Linked DNA regions of Homo sapiens: regions 1 and 2 are each linked to region 3. Evidence: chromatin loops called from intact Hi-C (ENCODE). Cell type or tissue: IMR-90. All regions are shown on one strand. Region 1 overlaps RELN (reelin). Region 2 overlaps RELN (reelin). Region 3 holds the start of RELN (reelin).

Region 1 (8,000 bases), 420 kb before region 3:
ATGTATCAAATGTCACTTCCTTGGTGAGTCCCCATCCAGACTATTTTTGAATCTAAATCAGCACCTCCCACTGCATAAATTTACTTTCCACCTCATCAGCCTATTTGTTTCTGTCTAGCCCTTACAATCTAACATTTTCTTGCTTATTTCTTTTCTTGATTGCTTACTATCTGAGTCTTCTCACTAGAATGTAAGTTCCCCTGAGGGCAGGGATCTACCCTTAGGTGGTCATTAGTGCCCCACTGGTTCTTCACTCTCTAGCACATGGTAGGTTTACGCTTCTTTTCCCTTCACCACACTTTCTCTTTCCCTCTGTCACATGGCTGGCAACATCCAGAATCTACGCAGCAGCCACCTTATTATTCTGGGTGCTGGAATGAGGACCTCGGATGACCCATGAAGAAAATGTAGCACAGGGGAGAAATCATTTTATTTAGCCCACTGATATTTAGAGGTTTATTATTATTAGAGGTTTATTATTATTATTGCAGCATAACCTACCTCATGATGAGGGACATATGTCTTTTGGTGATATTGTATCAATAAAAGCACCTAGAACAATGTCTGGCTTAGAACAGATTCTTAATAAATATTTATTGAAGAGATTAGGGAATGCAAAAATGGTCTATAAAAGCTTCTATACTGCTTCAGTAAATAGATGACTTGGATAATTACTAGACTAAAAGTACTAAGATATTCAGAAAAAGTTATTAAACCTTTCAGTTAGTGATAATATGGCCAAGGAAATGGAGAGCTGATGAACACAGCTGTTGGTAGCTCTACTGACTAATAGGTATTGTTTAAGCCAATGTGTTTTACACAGTCATACTGAGATATTAACAAACTTAGAAGGTGCAAACTCTTTACATGTTGCTGAGACCACGGTTTGGAGGAGGATGCATCTGAGAAACCTATGAATTTTGTGTGAGGAGTCAGTTCACATTCAAGGTCCCCTAAGGAATTATATCATATCTGTAGAGCTCCCAGAGGCCACCTATGCTTCAAGCCTTTTGCATTTCTTTCAGAACTGAATCATTTGAGGCAGAAGATGGTATGAGTGCCTAGGGAGGGTGGAGTTCAGTGCAAGGAGAGAAGCAGTATAGTATGATGGTTATGGCATACATTCTGGAGCCAGTGTGAGTGGTTTGAATCCCTGCTCATCCACTTATTTAGTGCATGATCATGGGCAGGTTACTTGACCTTTCGGTGCCTCAGTTTCTACATCTGCAAAATAGAACTAATTATATTACTTATGGCAAAAGGGTATGCTGGAAATAAAATGAATTAACACCAGTAAAACACGTGGGATAGTGTCTTGCATATAATAAGTCTCAGTAAAAGATAACATTTATTATTGCCAAGAACTGCTCCTCCTACACAAGGATTCTGGTCTGCCCGGAATATAAGTTTATGGGCCGAAGTAGACTTTGATCTGCATTCAGTAATGCCCTATGCAAACAAGTCTCTAGCTTCCATGCTATATGTAAGAGTCTCTGCTATTGTTTTGGGATTTTTTTTTGTGCCTCCCTGCGGATAGTATAAAGGAATAGGGTTCCCTAAAACAAATGGCACTTTGATTCTGCCTACACCCAGAGCAGACATGATATATTTCAGGCCTAAGGATCTGTACAAGAAATCTTAGAGATCTTGGCTCTGTGCAGCCACCGATTCTACAAAGCAGAAGAGAAGAGAAGGAATGATTCAGGGTAATGTATCAGTTTTCAAAATCCTGGCCAAACTTTGGGAGGATAAAGGACTAATCTGCCAATAGTAACTGTAATTTCCATGGAAATACAGCAGCTTACCTTCATTTCTAGTTCTTGGTTTGATGCAGGTAATGCCTGAAGTTTTGCTTCCAATTTGTATATAAAATTGAACAAGTCTGGGGAATAAAAACTTTAGTTTACTTACAAACAAGAGTTCAGAAGAGCTGTAAGCATTAGCGTTTTGACACATTAGAAAAAAACCCTCCTGTATTTATTAAGTACTACTTTCAAACTCAAAGGGCATATGAGAAGCAGAAAATACATAAATTATAGTAAGTTAATTCTGTAACCATTTAGAAGAAGTTAATTAATATGACCATTCATTTTATTCTGTAATAATGAGCTAAACAAAAGGAAACCGTTGAATATCACTTCATTGTGACAGTCTGTTATAATTTATTTTTTTTTTTGAGACGGAGTCTTGCTCTGTTGCCCAGGCTGGAATGCAGTGGCGTGATCTCGACTCACTGCAAGCTCCGCCCCCCAGGTTCACGCCATTCTCCTGCCTCAGCATCCCGAGTAGCTGGGACTACAGGTGCCCGCCACCACGCCTGGCTAATTTCCTTTTGTATTTTTAGTAGAGACGGGGCTAACACGGTGAAACCCCGTCTCTACTAAAAATACAGTCTGTTATAATTTAATGGAATTACAAAAATGGAAATTCCTTAAATCTAGTTAACACTATCCTTGGAAACTCAAGATGAAGATTTTTTAAAATTATACTTTAGTTTCTGGGATACATGTGCAGAACGTGCAGGTTTGTTACATAGGTATACACATGCCATGGTGGTTTGCTGCACCCATCAACCTGTCATCTACGTTAGGCATTTGTTGCCCAGGCTGGAGTGCAGTGGCGCGATCTTGACTCACTTCAACCTCTGCCTCTTGGGCCCAAGCGATCCTCCTGCCTCAGCCTCCTGAGTAGCTGGAACTACAGGCATGCGCCACCACACCCGGCTAATTTTTCTATTTTCAGTAGAGACAGGGTTTTGCCATGTTGGCCAGGAGCTGGTCTTGAATTCCTGACCTCAAGTGATCCACCTGCCTCAGTCTCCCAAAGTGCTGGCATTACAGGTGTGAGCTACCGCATCCAGCCAAGATGAGGAAAAATCTAACTTAAGAAGCTGAATACCATATTTGTTTAGAGTCAGATAATTACCTGTCAGTTGCTGATTTAGACTCACTTGGCTAAATTTTTCACAGCAGGCCTTCAGTCAGTACGATGTAAATTATGCCTCAGTCCATAGCGACTGACAGAGAGTACCTGCTTGACAGGCACACCTCTGAGAGAACAATGCAGATGGAAAGGGAAGGAAATTGAAGGAAGGAAAAATATGACACAGGACCCCAGATTTTGTGAGGAGGTCTAAAAATTTTAAACATTTTCTCTATTTCCTTTCTTCCACTTCTCAAATAATTTAATTGCTCTTTTAAAAAGCAGTTTTATTTTAGGTGTGCTATTATTTCATTTGATCTTAAAAACCAAACAGTTCTTTATTTTACCAGTAGGTGTCAGTGTAGGCATTTAAAATTTCTGGGGACCATTTTCAATAAGTGAATACAAATCAACTTAGATAAATGAGGACGCATCAATTTCAGACATAGAATGTAAGGTTGGAAAAATCTTTGTTTCACACGGCACATGCTAAGAATAATACCAAATGGTTTTCATAATAATATCAAACTTCAGAAAATCAAGCTGGCATACCCTAGACACACAGGCCTTGGTGATGACCACACATGGATTTATGAATTGCAGCATGGTCTTTGTAGAAACCACCTATTTTATTCCAAAGCTAAAGTTATCTTCATTTTTACATATCATAATCTATATACAGAAACATTATTGTATATATTCCCAATAACAGAACAGAATGTTTTAAGTTAGACTACATCGTGTGGTAAATAATATGTTTGTGAAAAAGTATACCAGTTAATACTTGTTACCTGATATTCCTGGTGTCCAGAGGGACCGTCCGGGCTTCCCTTTTCCCAGGGCCATTGAAGTAGAGAGATTTGCCATCGTTAAGTGTTCCACAGCCAGTTCCAACCTGGGCACCTGTTATCTTGTACCACAGAGGGCTGAGCTTCCCCTCAAACCTATCGAACATCTCATTGTGATTGGGGACATTTGACACACAGGTTCCTTGTGCAGCTTCAGAAAAAGAAATAGAGAGGAGAGATGCTTTGTTGGAATCATTCAAAACGAGGTCTATTCAACACATGGGCAAAGGAAGAATGTCCATAGGGATTAACATTAGGGAGAGAGGCCACATGAAAATTTGTATCTCACAACTGTCGGTCTGAAAGACAGCCATCACTACCATCATCAAAAACACTATTCTGCCTCTGTAAATTTTTATTTTTTAATAGAGACAGACATTGGGAAGACATTGGGAACCATACCTTTTCGTAGTTCCTGCTACTGAGGATTTGTGTAAACTGAGAAACAGATTTCATCCACAATAAAACTTGCTCATTTGTTATCCTTCTATTCTAGGATCAATAGGGGCAGTCAGTCTCAAATTTAAAAAAAATCCTTGAAACTGTGAGTGACAGCACTCTCCATAGAAGGCCTGCAACAACATATGTTTGTCTTTGGTCACGTGCCAGATGAAGGCTGGGATACTGAAAAGCTGGGAAGAAGCCTTTTGAAGTTGTCTCCAGGAAAAATAATAAAAAAAAAGATTTTGAAGCTTATAATATTTTCTCCAATTTTCCTCTTTAATCTCAGCTCTTTTCATTTTTGCTTGCAGCAACATCCAAAGGTCACTGTGCTCAGAGATACTTTTTTTGTAAAGTACTCTTTTGGCAGACTTGGGTTTATCCTAAGATGCATTTTTATTTTAAATGTAAAAAATAACGTTTCCTATAGTGATGTAGAGGGCTCACAGAGGCCATGCAGCCATGCAGCATGTGGTTAAGAGCTTGGGTTTGGGTTTTGGAGAATGACTGCCAGGGTTTGATACTCAGCTCCAGCAACTCCCAGCTGAATGATCTTGGGATAGTTATTAAATCTCTCTGTGCCTCAGTTTCCTTAAATATAAATAGGGTTTACAGTACTATGACAGAGTTATTGTTAGAATTAAAGGGGATGAAATAAAAAGAACCTCAATGTCTGGCATGAAGTAGGACCTCAAGCAGTATTAATTATTATTGCTATGAATAATAAACAAATCCTCTTTAGGAAATGAAATTTGTATTAGTATGTTTCCTTTTTGGAGCAGCTCAAAACTACAAAATATCCTAGCACCTCATGTGCCTGGGTTGTGAATTCCTACAATTCCTAGACTTAAAGAGGAATAAATTCAGAATTTATTTCTTTGGGAGAATAACATGAAACACAGCAACTAGAGATGACTATTTTACAATAAAACCCTCAGACACATGTATTTAGCCTTACCAGTATATCCCAGGTCACAGAAACACACTCCTGAAATGCAGTCCCCATGGCCACTGCAGTAACTGGGACAAGGCTCGGATATGTACACTCCATCTAAACCAAATGGAGGCACGTTTTTCTGTGAGCTGCTCTCCTGGATCCATCGGAATCTGGTCTTGCTGTTGGGAAAAACAACACACCTGTTTCTTGTACCAACATCTCATATCAAAGCATTGGAATATAGAAAAATTCAGAAAAACTCAACAGAGACTTAATATTTATTTGAAAGTCATGTCTGCTTGACTGCACTTAACCTTCATAAGCTGTCTCTCAGACCTTTCTCTCTCTCTCTCTTTTTTTTCTTTTTTTGAGACAGCATCTTGCTCTGTCAACCAGGCTGGAGTGCAGTAGGGTGATCTCAGCTCCCTGTAACCTCCGCCTTCCAGGTTCAAGAGATTCTCTTTGGGAGGCCGAGGTGGGCGGATCACAAGGTCAGGAGATTGAGACCATCCTGGCTAACACGGTGAAACCCTGTCTCTACTAAAAATAGAAAAAGTAGCCGGGCGTGGTGGCACGTGCTTGTAGTCCCAGCTACTTGGGAGGCTGAGGCAGGAGAATTGCTTCAACCAGGGAGGCAGAGGATGCAGTGAGCTGGGATCGCACCTTTGCACTCCATCCAGCCTGGGTGACAGGGCGAGACTCCGTCTCAAAAAAAAAATTCTCGTGCTTCAGCCTCCCGAGTAGCTGAGATTACAGGCACATGCCACAATGCCCAGCTAATCTTTGTATTTTTAGTAGAGATGAGGTTTCACTACGTTGGCCAGGCTGGTCTCAAACTCCTGGCTTTATGTGATCTGCCCGCCTCAGCCTCCCAAAGTACTGGGATTACAGATGTGAGCCACCATGCGCAGATTGATTTCTTTTTCAGCATAAATGTTTGAATATTTTCTCACCTTCTGCTCTTTTAATAATAAAATCCAGATAGATATTCCATTATTTTACTCAATTAATATTTCACCCTTCTATCACACTCAGTTTATGGATATCTGCAGAAGAGGCTGTTTGGGAATGTTTGAAACAATCTGTCTTTCTTAGGACAGATAAGGGAACTCTGGCTATTTGCTATTGACATGCTTCAGGCAGGGAAGAGTTAAGTTTGTACCGACAGCTCTATTCACCTGCGCCTTCCCTCCTTTCCTCTTCATCTCTCATCTTTAAATCACAAACACCAGTTTTAACTGCCAAAGAACAAAAGAAGGACCTAGTCCCAGTACTTCAAAACCCTGGAACACTAGTGGGCTGGGCTACTGCCCAGTTTTGAGGTTGCCAATAGTTTTGAGGTTGCCAAACTAAAATTTGTCCCAATTGCTTTCCAATTTTTAAAATACATCTTTTCTTTTCCAACATATGGAAACACGTGCACACACGCACACACACACACACATATGTACACACACTCCTATAATTTCATACCAGGGAACTATCTCTTCCTTCTCAGTTCCGCTATAATCAAAGGATGAAGATGTATTGGTGTATCCACATTCCAATTTATTTTGCTGCCAATATTTATAGACTTTTGAGTTAATCCAGCTTCTTAGTACACAAGGATAAAGAATCTTAAAGATTAATGAAGGTTGTTAAGGACAACTGTAGATAAAGACAGCTCCCTCTCCCCTCTATTATTGTGAGGATAACATGGCAAGATCAGAATGGATTTCTTTTTGGCTCTTCAAGTGGCTTTGGAAATTTGGCAGCAATGAACCATAACCTTGGCTTTTTTCCCCCCTTCATTATTTTAAGTTACCTACTCATGGCAACTTTATAAACTGTAGCCAGTAATGTTGTTTATTAGGTTTAAAAATGTTCAGAGATAATTGCCTATTAACGTAAGCCCCAAGCCCCCGTTTCAGTGTAAGAGGAAGGTGAACATACAAATGTATTTCCTTTGCAGCTAATTTGAAATATATTGATCTTATTCTTTTTAAGGTAAAAAGAATTGAATTAAAGAAGTTTAGAAAAACAAAGCAAAAGCAAAAAAAAAAAAAAAAAGTACAATTGTCTTAGTGTCACGGACCTTGGGAAAATTCCTTCCCTTGGAGCTGTAACATTATTCAGCCTCTGAAGGTATTTGTCCTCTTGAAGGAAGTAAATGGAATTAATGTACACCAGCATTTGTCAACTACTCTTAAGGAAAATGTTAAGGCCTCTATGCCGCTTCCAAAAGATAGACTGCATGTCTGTGATAAATGAGGAAAACATGCCAATTCCCTAATACAAGTCCTCTTGGATTAGAAGTCATGCTTGCTGCTTCTTTTTTATGTTTCTATGATAGAACCCAGAGAAACATGGATCCACAGCATCTGTGGTAAGGAAAGTGATGAAAGAGAAAGGAAAACTTCTTTCCCCAGCTTCAGGCTCTCTCACCTGGGCAAGATGAGGGCATCTCTCCATCAGCTGCCCCATTTCATGGAAGAAGCCAGCTCAGATTTGGGCCCAGAAGAATTCAGAGGGTTGAAGAATCCTAAGTTTAGGTAGAATTTTAGAAAAAGTTTTGGCAATTTGATAGTGAATGAAGGACAAGTGAAATCCTTTGACCTGTCTCTGATTCTTGGGCTCTTATAGTTTTTATAGTTTTTATTATTATAAGAGAATCAAGTTCTGATTTGGCCAGAGTGAGGAGGTATCCTTGTTTGCAGTTATAGATCCTAAGGCTTCTATAGACCCAAGAAGCAGAATGCACTGTTATATGTTTGAGACGGTAAAAGACCCCAGGAGCTCAGTACTAAGGAACGCTTATTTAGATTTAAAAAAGAAAAACACCAAAAGACTAATCATTTGGTTAATAGGGTAAG
Region 2 (8,000 bases), 400 kb before region 3:
TACCCACCATGGTGATACACATTTATACATTTTGCTTTTTGACCTATTTCTTTATGTATACATTTTGTCTGCTCATAAATGTTAAGCCATTGCAACAGTCTTTAGTATATCTGAATGTTTATGCTTGCAAAAATAAGTATTGTGTAAAGTGGCCTATGAAGTGTTCTGTCATGTTTTTATGTTTCTCAGATAAATCCCCTTTTAAGATATAAATAAATGTTTTAAAAATTATTTTTCCCAGAATTGTATTTTCGGGGTTTTGATCTTTCAGGATTACAACATTTAGGGTTATAGCATTTGGGACTGTGTCTTTCTTAATGGCCCAAACCCATTAAGAATGATTACTTTACCTGGATGCAAGAGACCTTGGAATAACAATGGTGATTCTTGTCCATTCTTCAAAGTCCCCTGTGTGATACATGGTGGGCTCACTTAGTTCTCTGGAGTTTCCTTCGCATCCTTTGCCTGCAGAAGCCGGGTAACAGCCTTCTTTCACCAGAAACCAGGACATACCAGCATCATGAGAGTACTGAAGAAGAACTGGAGCAGTACTGCTGAATTGATTGGCACAACCTATGTTTAGCTGTTAAAAGGAAGGACAAGAATTATACAAGATTTTGGTTCTAAGTCATCACTCAACAAATTAGATGCTACAGCATCCAGGGTGCCTTCCAATGGGTCTGCACTGAATTTACAATGATAGGAATTGTGAGCTCAGTCCCAACCAAGACCCTTCAATAGATTCTGGAATTCTTTGTTTAAGCAAACAATAGGTACTTTTTACTAGAAAACTGGACTCATTTTGTGGATTTCTTGGGATTATAGGAGAGAAGAGAGAAGCACAGTGTATGTGGTTCTTGAGTCTCAGACAAAAGATATGCCAAGAAGCTGCTTTTTTCTCCCTCCTCAGAGGGTACAGACAGAGGAAACCATAAGATGGAGAAGCAGCTGTCTTCTTCAGTACAGGAAGGTTTCAGTGGAACAAGCATCCTCCTTCTGTTTCCTTGCCAAAGCTCATTAAAGATCAGTGTCAACCGGCTGGGTGCGGTGGCTCATGCCTGTAATCCCAGCACTTTGGGAGGCTGAGGCGGGTGGATCATGAGGTCAGGAGTTCAAGACTAGCATGGCCAAGATGGTAAAACCCTGTCTCTACTAAAAATACAAAAATTAGCCAGCGTGGTGGCGGGCACCTGTAATCCCAGCTACTCGGGAGGCTGAGGCAGAGAATTGCTTGAACCTGGGAGGCGGAGGTTGCAGTGAGCTGAGATCACGCCATTGCACTCCAGCCTGGGTGACAGAGCCAGACTCCATCTCAACAATAAATAAATAAATAAATAAATAAATAAATAAATAAATATAAAATAAAATCAGTGTCAACTTAGATGAAACAGCTGAGTGTTTATCACAGCATCAAATAAGCAACATGATCCAGAAATGAAACTGTTACTGTTTGGTGTACTTGTATGGAGGACTCATCATAGGATTAACAACATTTAAAAAATGGTAAAAATACAACTTAAATCCCACTGGCCTATCATAACTGTCCTTTCTTTTCTATTTTCTCTTCTGATCTTTATAGGGAAGCTATATTTTGGTCCTACAGTTGAAGTTATTACACATCTAGAGCTTTCCTCCACATTCTGTTATACATAGCGTTGCAGAGAATATACCTTTCTTCTTTGATTTGTCATCACCAGATAAATTCCTGAGAGTAGCATTAAGGAGTCAAAATGTAGAAACACTTAAAATTTTCTAGTTATCTGTGCTCATTTTGTATTGGCTGAGTCCAAATGAATCAGTTTAGGCATTGGGTATTATAGTTTAAGACAGTTTATTTCCAAATAAATGTGTAAATGAATTTTATTACACTTTTCATAATTATAAATGTCAAACTCTTTTTCTCATGTTCATTTAATTACCTGCCATCTTATATGAATGGCTTATTTACATCTTATTTCATTTGTTGGCGGGAGCCACAAATTTTGTTGTAAAAGACTTTACTAAATAAGAATAGTCTGATTTTTAGAAGGAAAATTGAAATCAGGAATGAAAAGAACATGATACGACAAAAAAATAAAGGGAGAGACATGGACTAATAATATTGAGCCATAGCTCAGGAGGTCAATCAGTTAATCCTCATGACTGTAAGGCAGCTTTATCTAGTTTTTAAAAAGAAGATTTAGTATCTTCTTTATTTCCATACTCACAGCTAGAAAGCATCTCTCAGAGAATTTATAATTTGGTTAGTAGAAATTTTATTGTGCACAATTTATCCAAGTTTATATAGTAAAACATCAAGAATATAATTAAAAACTTAACCCTCTCAGATGCATGATTAAACTCTTCTAACACAAATTCCTTTTACTGCATTATTCAATAGTAACAGTGGCCTTTGGTTGGTGTGTGGTGAGAGCAGCCACATTGGGCACACCTAGTTAACTTTTTGTCTTAAATTTGCCATGATTGCTGTTGTTTCTAACACAGACAAGTGGTTGGAACTTGAAGTTCTGTGACAAGTTCGTGCTTTAGAAATCAGATATAGGGTAGTGTAGACATACTCTCAGCTGTATTAAACATAAAATTTATCTTAAACTTTCCATTCAGGATTTAGGCCTACCTTCAACAAATATTTATTTGTGTACCTTCTATGGATCAGATACATATGTTTAAGTCTCTCCTATCTTTAAAAATAAAAATAAAACAAAAGAAAATAAAAATTCTCCCTGATTTTTGGTCTCCCTCTAACTACACAGCTAAACAAATTGAGAGAAAGGTCGTATTCACTGTGTAGACCTCTTTACTCAACATTTTAAAATCCATTGTAATCTGAATTTTGTTATATAGGTAAACTGTGTGTCTCGGGAGTTTGCTGTACAGATCACTTTGTCACCCAGGTAATAAGCATACTACCCAATAGGTAGTTTTTTGATCCTCTCCCTTCTCCTACCTTTCATCCTTAAGTAGGCCCCAGTGTCTGCTGTTCCCCTACGTGTCCATGTGTTCTCATTGTTTAGCTGCCACTTACAAGTGAGAACATGTGGCATCTGTTTTTCTGTTCCTTTATTAGTTTGCCTAGGATAATGGCCTCCAGCTCCACTCATGTTGCTATAAAAGTCATGATGTCATCCTTTTTTATGGCTGTGTAGTGTTCCATGGTGTATATGTACCACATTTTCTTTATCCAGTCTACCACAGATGAGCATTTAGGTGGTCTTTGCTAGTGTCAGTAGTGGTTTGATGAACATACACATGCATGTGTCTTTATGGTAGAATGATTTATACTTCTTTGAGTATATACCTAATAATGGGATTGCTGGGTCAAATGGTAGAGAATTAAGATTTTTCCTAAGCAGTGTGCATTCCTGATCATTGTTTAAATGCTTGAAATATTTAACACTATTTTTTAAATTTAGATTTTAAAAATTTCAGAATATTATCTTGCAGACTTTAATACCTACACAACCATGGTTTGTGATTAATTAAATAGAAAAGGTGTCAGATGAGAAACAGCATAGTGTTCTGCAAATATATTTGCTATTAACATTATTTTGTTACTACTTTAGGTATTACCAACAAATGAATATAGATTCATATATTGTTATTGATATTTTTCCATTGTAGTTTAGCATCAGAATCTAAACAAGGAAGGGTTACATTTTACTAATCATATTATTTATGACTCACTTCCTTGTTTACAGACCTGTGGAAATTGTATTTGAAGAGCTGCCTATAAACATCTGATCTCTTTAATAATTCCATTTGTAAATTATTTAGCATCTGCATCCTGCCATTATGTAAGGACCATGTAGTTGTGCTAGCTCATTAAAACTGCATTACTTTCAACCCCAGAAGTCACCTATGGGATTTTATTATAAACACAATGAAATTTTGATTAGGGTTCTGAAACAAGACCTTGTCAAAGTAAATACTTGCTATACATGTTGATATGTTATCACAGAGCTGAAAAACAAGAAGCTTTTAAGAGAACAATGATGACTGGAGTAAAAATTTACTGAATTTAAGTAAGATAATTTGTTTGAAAATAATACAGCAAAAGCATAAAATACCTTGTAAGTTCAAATACCACTAGCAAGATGAAAAGGACAACTTATTCATCATCGTTTAGAAGCTTGAGATTCATTAAGTCACAATCAGATTGAAGTTCTAAAAGTCAATTTTATTTTTAATTCTGGTAGAGTTCCTTGAGTACCTAAAGAAATGGTATACCCACAACTTTTGGGACTCCTTAAAAACTAATAACTGCTTTCGAGTAGAGCTGAAAAGCTTCGCAATTCTAACACTGTTAAGCTTTCGTACAGGTGAGTCCCTTCTTTAATAGAATATGAAAAATTTGTGTTCTTTGTGAGTTCCACTTATACATCTGGAAGATATTTTACTCCTTAACTTGCTCTGGGAAGAAGCTTGTGCATAAATACCTTGAACTGTAGCACATATCCAGGTTTCAGGGTCAAATCTCGAGTTACTGCAAATCGATCTCCATCTGATTTTCCAAATATCATTGCTGATGGTGTGGCAGCACAGAAGGTTTCATTTTTAACCATTCCTTCATTAGCCAACATCAACCACACACTCATCTGATTCATAGGGTAATCAAAAGCTGGCTTCTCATAAAAGTTCTAATAGAAACAATACAAATAAAACAAAAGGCAATTTGATAGCTTTGAAAACAAGAAAGGAATTTTCATTTCATGACATGCTGGGCCATGTACCATTTGCATTTCTAGGAAAACACAGAAGAATCTCTATTTTTTTTTACTGCTATTAACTTTTTCTCCTGATGATTCAACAACTGAAAGTATTTTACCACTGTGTATCTAATCATTTTATAAACACACTAACGATTTTGCTTGATGATTTAACCAGACTTCAGTCTTTTTTACATCTAAATTATCTGTGAAGTGGTAGCATAGAGAGGTAACAAAAAATTAAGTACAAGCCCTTAAACTTATATTATACATTCAGTGTCAAGCACTAAATCCTTAAGGAAATGAGTTCTTTATGCCATTCACTTTTATAATTATCTGTCTTCTTGGAGTTCAGACATAGGAGAATACCTGAGGTAAAGTTGGATTGATAACTGGGATGATCTGCTTCTGCTTCTCGGACAGAATGATGATGTCATCGACTGCCCACTGGTCATAGTCCTCCCCTGAGAACACGGGCTGCCACCAGCGGAACCTGGTGCAAGGGGTCTTGGCAGCAGCTGGAAGCTCCAGATAGACAAATCTGAATAAAAGTAAATCATTTACGGTTGGGAAAACAAAAGCTGTGCTTTTTTTTTTTCAGCTATTAAAACAACAAGGGTAACAACAAGAGAAAAGTTTTGTTTGGTTTGATCTCAATATTTTCCAAAAGCCCGTAAGTTTGGACATATCAGACTTGAGGTTTAACCTTGTAGGCAGGTTTAGTCCTGGTCATGTTTATTTCATTTGGAATTGTATCTTTTGGAGAAGAGGGAGAATATTTCAACTGAGTTTGATTCATTGAACTATATCTTTTGACTACCATGACAATGGTCATAACTTTTTAAAGAAATATCAAGATAAAATTGTTTAATACTATTACATGAAGATAATATTTAACATTTTTTTCAAAGGAATTCTTTCTCATTGTGGGAAAACATAAAAATGCATTAAAAATGAAACATAAATTGCCCATAATCTACTACATAGCGTTGGCTTCTGTTAACATTTTGATGTATCTCTTCACAGCTTATAATCTTTTATATAGGCAAGGCATTATACGTATAATTTGGTGATCTACATTTTAAAACTTAACATTACATCATAAGTACATTCTCATGTTAGTAAAACTATATTTTAAAATAATTTTGTGTATGTAATTTTTCATCACAAAGACATGCTATTCTGCAATTTGAGGAAGCCATTACATTTTTATTTACTTATAGAGTTACCTAGTCACCTTACTGAACTCTCAATAATTTCAGATTCACATATTACTTGGAAAAAATAATTTGAGTTATTTAAAATTATTGTTTAAGCCAGTTTGGCACCATTATCAATTCCCTCTCTACTATATTGCATCTAGGAGAATCTCACAAGGCTTCATCTCCCACCCTTTTCCTATGATATCTCTCGTTTCATCCAGTTGCCTTTTTTCTGTTTTCTCCTTCTCCCCTAAATCCCTTAGAAGAAATGCTTTCTGTTGGTCTGTTTGCATGTCTACTTATGTTTTATCATGGTAAGTTCTGTCACCTTTAAATGACCTAATACTTTAAAAAGTCAAACTTATGAACCTTCAATCTACAAAATAGGTATGCTTTAAGTAAAATGTTTAAAACATATTCAGTCTGTAAGAACTGGGTTTATATAGTCTTAAATAATTTTTTTTCAATAAACAAGTCTCATTTGTAAAATGAAAACAGGGACAAGATCCATATATTAAAACTTAATAGTAGTCAACATACAAAAAATTATTTTTTTGTTAAAATGAAAATACAGAGATTATAAAAAGTATTCTAAAATAATATCATTGAATAGACTTTAATAATACTTATATAAAATATAAATACAGAATTTCAAAATACTACATAATTGCAAAAGAACTAAATTTAAATACATATAAATACATTGCCTGGTACTGGTATTAGTATTAAACACGAGTCATCTCCCCAAACTCTTCAACAGTCATTGCCTAAGATATTTTATTACATATATTCCCAATACATCAAAATTAAGACAGGGATAGGCCAGGGCAAAATTTTTAGAAAATCTGAGCTCTATACACTTACTCATACACTGTTTAGGGATAGCCCTTGGTGCAGCCATGTGAAACACTTTAACAAAAAAATCCATCTTACTGTTAAATCTAAGAGCTAAGCATAATTTGTGTGTGCATTAAAAATAATCAAACAAGCCTGCAAATGGGAAAATGAGCGTGGAACATCCCCATATTCCATGGTTTCTTTGAGTAAACAGTGGTTACGTATCTTGCTTTTCTTCTAGTCACAAGCTTTAAAAAATCTTTAAAAATTCAAACATGAATACAAATGCTTTCTGTCCAGTCACTTAAGTGAAATAAAATCTTTATATACTGGGCTATCATTCATGTTAAATTTTTATAGGTTTGTCTATTTTTGCAACAGTTAACATTTTGGAAACACATCAACAATGATTTAACCTTTACCATTCCTGGAAACTAATGCGAGGACCATCAGGTGGGTAGTTACCTGGGTTTGCTGAAGTCTGAAAAGTACATCTCTGCTAGCAGGTGCCACTGGATGCCCCCATTGTTGCTGTACTGAAGGAGGACGCCCTCCTCTCTGCTGTCAGGCTTGTTGCATGAAGCACTCTCTCCGCCTATCTGGATGTAGAACTGGACAAAGTCCACCCAAGAAGTATCCAGGTCCCAACTCACCAGCTGTCTTTTCCCAGCCTTTCAGAAAAGAAGAAAAATCAAATTCAGTAATCTGGGAGTTCTTTGGCATTTTGTTGTTTCAGTTCCAAATTCACATGGACATCTTAGCACTATGTGGAAATGGTCTCGTCCCCATTTATTGTGGAGAGAGGGCAGTCATGCCATTTAGTTGTTTCTGATCCGACTACGGTAACTGTTGCTGGATACCTTTGGTTAATGTCTACATTACTGATTCCCAGGCTGGGTTATGAGAGACCCTTGGGAATTGCTAATTACACCAAGAGTACTAAAAAGCTTTTTAAAATTTTAACGAAAACACTCTGAATCCTTACTTTGCATATTTCCTCTAGGCAGAACCATGCAGATGAAAGACCATCTATTTGAAATCTGTTGGAGCTGGGTTTGAATCTCAGCCCATTATTCATACTGATCACTAGCTGTGTGACCTTTCTGAGCTTTTATTTTCCTCAAAGGTACAATATGGATAATAATACCTTCCTCATATGGTGTTGTGACAATTAGATGAAATAACATGTTGCATGGAACTTGCTAGTACACAGCATGCCTTCCAGAGGGAACATCCTCTCCAGAGATATGGCCCT
Region 3 (8,000 bases):
ATTTTGGTCACATATCAAAATGGGCCAACCACAAAAGTACATGAGATTAAGTTTTCCTATTGGCAGTTCAATTCTAACAGAAGCTGTGTGTGTGTGTGTGTGTGTGTGTGTGTGTGTGTGTGTGTGTCTGAATTTTTTAAATTAATTTTCAAAAGCCTAAAAGGAAAAGAGACATACATAAGCATCACTTCATTTTTAAACATGTATTCTACCTGTAGAACATTTTACAAAAAAAAAAAAAAAAACTCTTACTTTAAGGCCTATAGCTACAGCTAGTTCCAAAATCTAAATGTTTAATAAAATAGATAACAGAAATTTAAAATCTGACACAATTCTCAAAGCTTATAATAATTTGACCTTTCATAACTTACATAATACAATTTCTCTACCTTTTCTGGTGGTGGAAAAGAGGTGGAAATTGAGATTCTCCTCCGCAATGTCCAACTTGAAGTATTTACACTTTATTTCTACTCTATGTTATCCATTCCTTTTCAGACTTAGATATGTGATTATGGTGAGTCTTAAGGTGACTTGCATTTGCTATTCAAGGGTGCAAGGGAGCAAAACCAAAGGGTGTATGATATTTTGGTGTTTTTAGTTAAGTTTTCAATATCGAGACCTTCCAAAGGATGTGGAAAACAGAAAAAATAATAATAAAGCTTTGTATCATCACATGGTCTTCCATCATAACCTGACAGTCACGCCTTTGAGACCAGCCTCACTCACTTACCCACCGTTCTCACTGAGAGATCATACCGGGCAAGAACTTTTGCTAAGAGTCGCACGGAGCAGCAGGCTGTCAATCAGGCTTTGGGTTAGGTCTGGTTGCCATCACAGTAGCTGCTCCTTCCACTTAAAGATTCTCATTATCTCAGAAAAGCACTAGATTGTTCTTGGGAAGAGGGCGTAGTAAGCACTTTTATCTAAAAAGGGACTAGTTACAGAACATTAATTTTCCAAAATTATTTCTAAAATTCCACCAAATTAAACTTCTGCTTTACAGACAAGGCTGCCACCATGCCACAAGGAAGTTGTAAAAGCACTGTTTAAAACCTCTAGGAGACGTTTATTTAGGCTAAATATTTTATAATAGATATCAAGGTTTTTTTAAAAACAGAAAAATCTTAAGGATTCTTACAATTTTTAAATGCTTGTCTATCTTAAGTGCTAGCACCCCGTAGATTATCTCCCGCCATGCCAATGATTGTTAGCCTATTAGAGATAGAAACTATTAACAGGAGCCTACTGGACAATGGTTTCTATTTGGTTGGGTATAAATATTTTGGGGTTGAAATTCTAATTAAATAGTGCCTGTCGCTGCTTAAAAGCTCTATAGGCATGAAATGTTCAGAAGTCCCAGAAGAAATACAGAAAAGAGACATTTTTTATTTTTCCACATACTCGATGTACTAGCTTAAAATACATGTACTACATAATATTATATTTCTTGGAGCTAAATTTTATTTCTTCTGTAATGTTTATTTTTGATGCAGGGCTGCATAATGATTCCATTTTTAAGATACCTCTAAATTATAAGGGATTCCAGCCTCTACCTGGAAATTAAAGCTGTGCAGATAAAATACAAAGTCATTAATAAACATCACAAAGATAATTCTAACAAGAAGCACCATGTAAAAGTAAGGCAGGAATCAGAAAAATCATCAATTACTGACATATTAAATCACACTTTCAAAAGAATAGGGAGCTGGAAGCAGCCGCTCCCTTTCAGGAGGGCTGTATGACACTGAATGAAATGCCAGGGACTCCTGGCTGGTGAGCAGCGGGAACTTTGCGGTCGAGCGGCGCGGGGCAGCCACAGACCTGGGCGCTTCAATCTGTCACCAGCCTGCCCGCAAAGCCCAGCGACAGCCCCCAACGCCCCCCCGGGGACCCATCTGGGGGGACCGGGAGCAGGACAAAGGTCTGAAATCCAAGTCCTAGGAGTAAAGAAACAAAATGCGCAGGTTCAATTTAAAGTGCCTGCGGTAAGTACGGGGAGTGAGGGGGAAAGACACCGGCCTCCAAGAATTCTCAGGCGTTTAGCACAAGCACCAGCTCATTACCAGGAGATGCGTTCGGGGAGTGGGGACATGGAGAATGAATCCCAACTTGTGACTCCATTCTCCACTAACTTTATTCTCGCTCCCTGGACCAAGCGCATCGCTGGGGCCAGGGTTGTCATGGTTCTTGTTTCCAAGGCCCCTTGGAAGAAGGAAAGGGATGAGAAAGGTGCGCTGGCGGGCGCACCCGGCGGCGGCGAGCGCGGAGGTGCTGCGGTACCTACCATGGTATTCTTGTCCCGGAACGTAGTAGGTGGGGTTGCCCGCAATATGCAGGGAAATGAGCACCTCGCCCTGCTCCCCATCCCCTTCCAGCTCCCCGTGGTGGGTGCACAGGAAAAAGAAGGGCGAAAAGCGGGGGTAATAGCCAGCCGCCGCGCGCGCCCTCAGCGTCGCCCCCAGCAACAGCGCTAGGAGGAAAGTCTGCCGGGCCCAGCCACTGCGCTCCATGCCGCCGCCGCCGCCGCCGCCGCCGCGCGCCCTACGCGCCGCTCGCTCATTCAGTTTTGGAGACGCCGGGACGGAGGAGCCACGCGGAGAGAAGGCGAGAAGAAGGCGGACGGGAGCGGAACGGGCTCGGGAGCGGGCCTGGGAGCGGGCCCCCGCCGAGAAGTTCCGCGGGAGACGGCGGCTCCCAAAGTTACTTTGGGCCGCGGGAGCGCGGGACCGGGGCTGCGGGCGCCGAGAGCGCGTCGTCTGCCGCCTCCGTGCGCCGCCGCCGCCTCTGCGCGACGCCCCTCGGCCAGGCCTGGGAAAGCGCCCGCCCCGCTCCACACCTTCTTAAAGCCCCGGGCGCCGCGTCCCCCCCGCCGCCGCCACACGTGTCCCGGCCGCTCCCCCGCCCCCGCGCGCCGCCCCGCCCGCCCCCCGCCCTCTCGGGCTGGCTCGGCGGCACCTCGCGCGGCGAGGGGCGCACGCGTCCCCGGAGTCCCCGGCCAGCGCCCGGTTCGCACCCGGGAGGACAGGGAGGGGCGCCCGCCGGGGAGCGGGACGGGGACGCTGTCGAGGACCGCTGAGCCCGCGACTCTTCTGCGAGGGACGTCAAAGCCCCGCAGAGGGCACCTCCCGTCCAGCTGTCTGAAGGGGAAGGCCAGCCCCTTTGGCCGTCAGTGTGCCCTGTTTTTCCTGGGAGGATGCGTGAGGGAAGGAGAGGGGCGGCAGGGACGGCCGCTGGCGCCGGTTTCTTTGTCTGAGCCGGCTGCGTCCCGCGCCCCTCGGGGCTCGCAGTCTGCCAGTCCGGGCGGCCCGCACTCGTTCTGGGAATCCGCCCGAGGCCGCGAACCGCTAGGGGCCCTCGCGCTCCCTTCCCACCCAGGCCCCCTGTCCCTCCCGCCGCGGCCGCCCGGCCCCTCGCGGCAGCGACAGAGCCTCATCTGTAGAGGATTTTAAAATGAGATTAAGCGAAAGTGGAATTGGCAGACTCGAGTGGTGCCTGGAAATGGTGATTTGTGCTGCTCGGTTGTGGGGAATTGTAAGGCAGGAAGGGCTGGCGGAGCTAAGATCCGACAGGCTCTCTTCGCCGGACTGTTCTGTTATTCATTGCTTCTGGGCTCTTCAGGCAGAGATGGGTGTTGTAATTTTTTAAATCAGTGTTTATTTCCTTTAAATGTCGGTTATGACCAATGGCCCTGAAATCGGGGGAGGGAAAAACGTTCAGGGGAGATGCTGGCAGCGGTGATTGAAGCGGGTGGTAATGAGCGGCTGCACATGAACTGCAGGGAAGTGAAATAATCCATAAGCACGTTTTTAACCGAGGACGGCTGGCAGGAGCCCTGCGGCATCCGGAGATGGGGGAGCGGGGTTGCCAGGTTTTAATGCCTCTCCCCACCCACCCTTGGCTTGCCACCAAGCCAGATAAACCCGCACGTACAGAAATGAGTAGATTATAAAATTGGAAGGGATAGTGCCTTTGCCTGCATTTGTGGGGCGAGGGGCGGTGAAAATCAGGGTCCAAGGGGAGACCTCTGTAATCACTTCGTTGCAAAAGGAAGAAATTGTTTTTCTTCCTCTTACTGAGACCGAATGACAGGTAGAAAGGGCCCATTTCTAGCTGGCTTCTTGTTTCCCTTACTTCAAAATCCCCAGAGGCTTAACTGCCATATAAATAATATACAGTGTATACATATATGTATGTGCATATATATATATATGATGTGGTAACAATTGCTACACTGTAGCTCTGCGGGGTGCAGGCTGTGGGGCTAGACGTACTTTAGCTTTTTAATCCTAACACCAACTGGAGAGGCAAAAAATATCCCTATTTCACAAGGGAGGAGGCACTCAGAAATGTTGATAACTTGCCCAAAGTCAGTGACAAAGGCTGGATGCAGGGCAGACTGGCTGGCCTCAGAGGCTCTTGTCCTGCACTGCCCTGCCACAGTCGACAGCCCTAGCTGGAGCAGGTGGTGTTGCCCCAAACAGAATTAGGAGATACTCGCCCACAGCTAACAAGGCTGTTACTGCCTTCCTGTCCAGTCATGTGAATATAGCCAAAGACAAAATTAATCACTTGTAGAAAGAATCCAAAACTATTTAATGTTTTTGGCTTACACTTTTAAAATGTTTAGTTACTATGCACTGAGCACCGTCCTAAGTACTATACATACTAACTCCCTTATTCCTCATAACAATACTGTGGGAAAAGTACCATTGATAGCTTCATTTTACTATGATGAAACAGCACAGGGAGGTTAAGTAACTTGTCCAAGGTCACACAGCTAGTGAGTGCTGTGACTTGAACCCAGGCAGTCTGATTTTGACACACTAACCACTGCAAATCGCCTCTAAAGAATGCATGTTGGTGTTGTTAGAGGGATGGGGGAATAATTATTCTTCATCCAGTGTCAGAATACCTCATTTAATCCTTATATTAGCCTGCAAAGTAGGTATAATTATCTTCATTTTTAAAGAGAAGAAAGTTGAGATTCATAGAAGTTAAAGGAGCTTGGGATCAAGTCTGGCCATGCTTGATGCCAAGGTCGCTGCTTAAATAAACTGTCTTTAGTAAGCGCTGACACTTGGTCCAGGACATGATTGGAATTTAATTCATATAAGGTCCTCAATTCCCAGGAAGTCCCCTTCTTTCCATTGTGTAGTGCACTCTCAGAGAAATATTCTTTCTCGTATCTCTCGACATGGCTTTCTTAACATTCAATTTATGTGACCAAGTTTATTTTTCAATCTTCCCCTTTATTGTGCTTCCTTAATTTTTACCACTTTGCTTTGCTATTACATTTGAATAACTTTTATACTGTTAGCCATGAAGCAAGCTCATATTTCTGGCTACAGCCCTGCAGTTGTTCAGTAACAGACACAAAGACTGTTTTTAAATAATGTCCTGAGTGGTGTTGAGCTGGTCAAGAGGGGAGTAAAAGTTGGTACACTCCAGTCTGCAGTCCTTAGAACTAACATGAATACCTTGTAGAGGCTCAAGTTCATATTTGTTTCATCTCTGACACTTTTTTTGATTAGGCCAGTTCAACTAGTCATTAAAAACTTTTAAATAACCTTTAGAAAATCAGAAAAATACATAAATCATATATAAAATCCATTGAACCGAGAGTAGCATCTTCTTAGTGAGCAACTTACTTGAAATCACGCAATAAGGTGGAAACCCAGGTTAGATAGCAAAACTTCCTGTTTCCCAATTCGTGTGCTAACCCTTACACCTCGTTTCTATTTAGTGAGCCATAATAAGTATCTCCAAGAATATTGGGTCTGCAAAATCCAAAAACCTTCCGAACTAATAGAAAAATAGAGAAGTGCTTTTCCAGAAAAAATGGTTTACATCAAAAACATCTGCAAAAAATAAAAGGTGATGTCAGGTGAAAATGAATAGGCTTGTGGGAAAGGGAGTTTAAAATGGAATGAGATTTATTTTTAATTAAAAGAGTTTTGAAATAGTAATTAGTCTACCAAAAGAATTAAACTAAGTATTCTTAGAAGATAAATCCACTTCTTCTTGATAAGTGGAAATTATTGCCCAGTATTTGAATAATCATAACACGATGGGAATTAAATTCATATATATATATATATTTGCTATGTGTGTGTATATATATATATATATATATCTGCTATATCTCTCTATATATACATGTATATATATACATATATCAGATACATAGCTTTTAAATTATTGGGAGGTGATTCATCCATATGAAATACAAAGAAGACATTAAATTATATTTTAAGGTTGCAAGAATTCACTCATCTGCCTTCCATTGATATTTTTTGAGATGAAGCATTAAACATTTTGGTATATGTGGGAAAGTGAGTCACTATTCTTATTTACCATGTAAAAATCAAACAAAGTTTATAAAATCAAAAAATATGTAAATATAAATATGAAGAGGGTGAACAAACTGAAATCAGTTGACTTATTAGACTCTAAAATGGTAATAAAAGGCCACATGAGAGCAAACCCAATAGCAGCTAATAAACTTATAAAATCTATTACTCATAAGACATGGTACTGTATGATAAAATTGAGGCTCCTAAGCAAAAAACAAAAATCAAAAAAAAAAACACACAAAAATAGACCCTAAAGATCAGTAAGCCTTTTGCAAATGAAATTGCACTGAGAAAGGTGGGATATTAGGGAGTTGGCTCTGTTACGTACGTCCTGCCGGAACATGTTACTTATTGCCACCCCAGATTGAAATACCATGATGAGATAAACTATGGGACAACACAAAGTCATTATATTGTAAGATTTCTGAAACAGAATCTGATTCCTCAACACTAAAAATCCCTTTTTTTAAAGTTTCTCCACTTCCTGGGATTTTCCCTGCCCCTGCTTCTCTCTGGAATGCCCTTCCTGTTTCCTGTGGCCTAACCACACATCTTCCACCCTCCTCTCCCTCACCTCACTTCTTACTTGGCTATAGCAACTCATGCTCCAAGTCTTCTCTCACACATTTTTGCATCTGAGAGATCTTTCCTGATCCCTCATCCTAAATTATGTCCTCTAGACCAGCACTATCCGATATAGTGTCCTAGTCCCCAGGTAGCTATTTAAATTCAAATCAAATTAAATTTAAAAATAAGTTCTTCAGTCACATTAACCACATTTCCAGTATCCAATAGCTAAGGGTGGCTAGTAATGGGATAATCTGTAAGGCTGCACTGTCTGTACTGGACAGTAAGTGCAGACTTACAGATTATCCCATTACTGCAGAAAGTCCTATTAGACAGCACTGTTCTACATTGAAAATGTGAATGAATGCCCAGTCACCAACACATTCATTCAATCAGTATTTATCAGACACCTCCTATGTGCCAAACTGCTGGATGCAGTGGACTCAGTGAATAAAGCTAATACAGTGCCCACCCGTTTGGCATCTACAATCTAGTGCTGGGGACAGACAGTAAACTCATACAATAAACAAGATTATTTCTGACACTGGTAAATGCTATGAAGAAATAAAACCAGATGATGTGGTAGAGAGTGTCTAGGGCAGGGAGGCTACTGTAGATTGGAGAGTCAGGGAAAGCTTCTCTGAAAGAGTGTAATTGGAGCTAACACTTCATTAATACGGAAGAGTCCATCATGTTAACATGTGGGGGAAAGAGCAGTTCAGCTGGAGAGATCAGATAATATAAAGGCCCTGAAGCAGGGCTATGCTTGAGATGTCCAAGGCTTAGGAAAGATAGCAAGAAAAGGGAAGAGTGAGGCTGGGCACAGTGGCTCATGCCTGTAATCCCAGCACTTTGGGAGGCTGAGGCAGGAGGATCACTTGAGGCCAGGAGTCTGAGGCTGGCCTGAGAAACATAGCGAGACCCTATTTCTACAAAAGATTTTAAAATTAGCCAGGCATGGGGGTGCATGCTTGTAGTCCCAGCTACTTGGGAGGCTGAAGTAGGAGGATTGCCTGAGCCCAGGAGTTCAAGGTTGCAGTGAACTATGATTGCATCACTGTATTCCAGCCTGGGCAACAG

Evidence for each region. Peaks named below come from ENCODE experiments on the same cell type or tissue, not always from the same donor. Only the 100,000 strongest peaks of a DNase experiment are listed, where the experiment ranks them.
Region 1: it touches region 3 in a loop (5-fold over the local background); 3 of 110 quality-filtered maps call a loop at or near these places.
Region 2: a loop joins it to region 3, with 2.7 times the contacts of the local background. A loop is called at or near these places in 2 of 110 quality-filtered maps.

Annotation. Positions count from the first base shown.
Region 1 is chr7:103,570,379-103,578,378 of GRCh38, forward strand. It overlaps RELN (reelin), which reads right to left. Exons shown (of 65, transcript NM_005045.4): 29 at 5,170-5,327; 30 at 3,714-3,921; 31 at 1,806-1,882. Among named protein-coding and RNA genes, the nearest start is that of SLC26A5, 130 kb to the left of the region's middle. In IMR-90, a CTCF peak has its summit at 3,283 (motif pointing right); a DNase peak (open chromatin) is centred at 3,303; H3K27ac peaks cover 843 bases.
Region 2 is chr7:103,589,246-103,597,245 of GRCh38, forward strand. It overlaps RELN (reelin), which reads right to left. Exons shown (of 65, transcript NM_005045.4): 25 at 7,211-7,416; 26 at 5,076-5,247; 27 at 4,437-4,637; 28 at 351-583. Among named protein-coding and RNA genes, the nearest start is that of SLC26A5, 150 kb to the left of the region's middle. In IMR-90, no CTCF peak of the experiment used is centred here; no DNase peak of the experiment used is centred here; H3K27ac peaks cover 158 bases.
Region 3 is chr7:103,986,847-103,994,846 of GRCh38, forward strand. RELN (reelin) reads right to left here and starts at 2,812. Exons shown (of 65, transcript NM_005045.4): 1 at 2,285-2,812. The coding sequence starts at 2,510. In IMR-90, a CTCF peak has its summit at 3,337; no DNase peak of the experiment used is centred here; H3K4me3 peaks cover 2,737 bases; H3K27ac peaks cover 937 bases.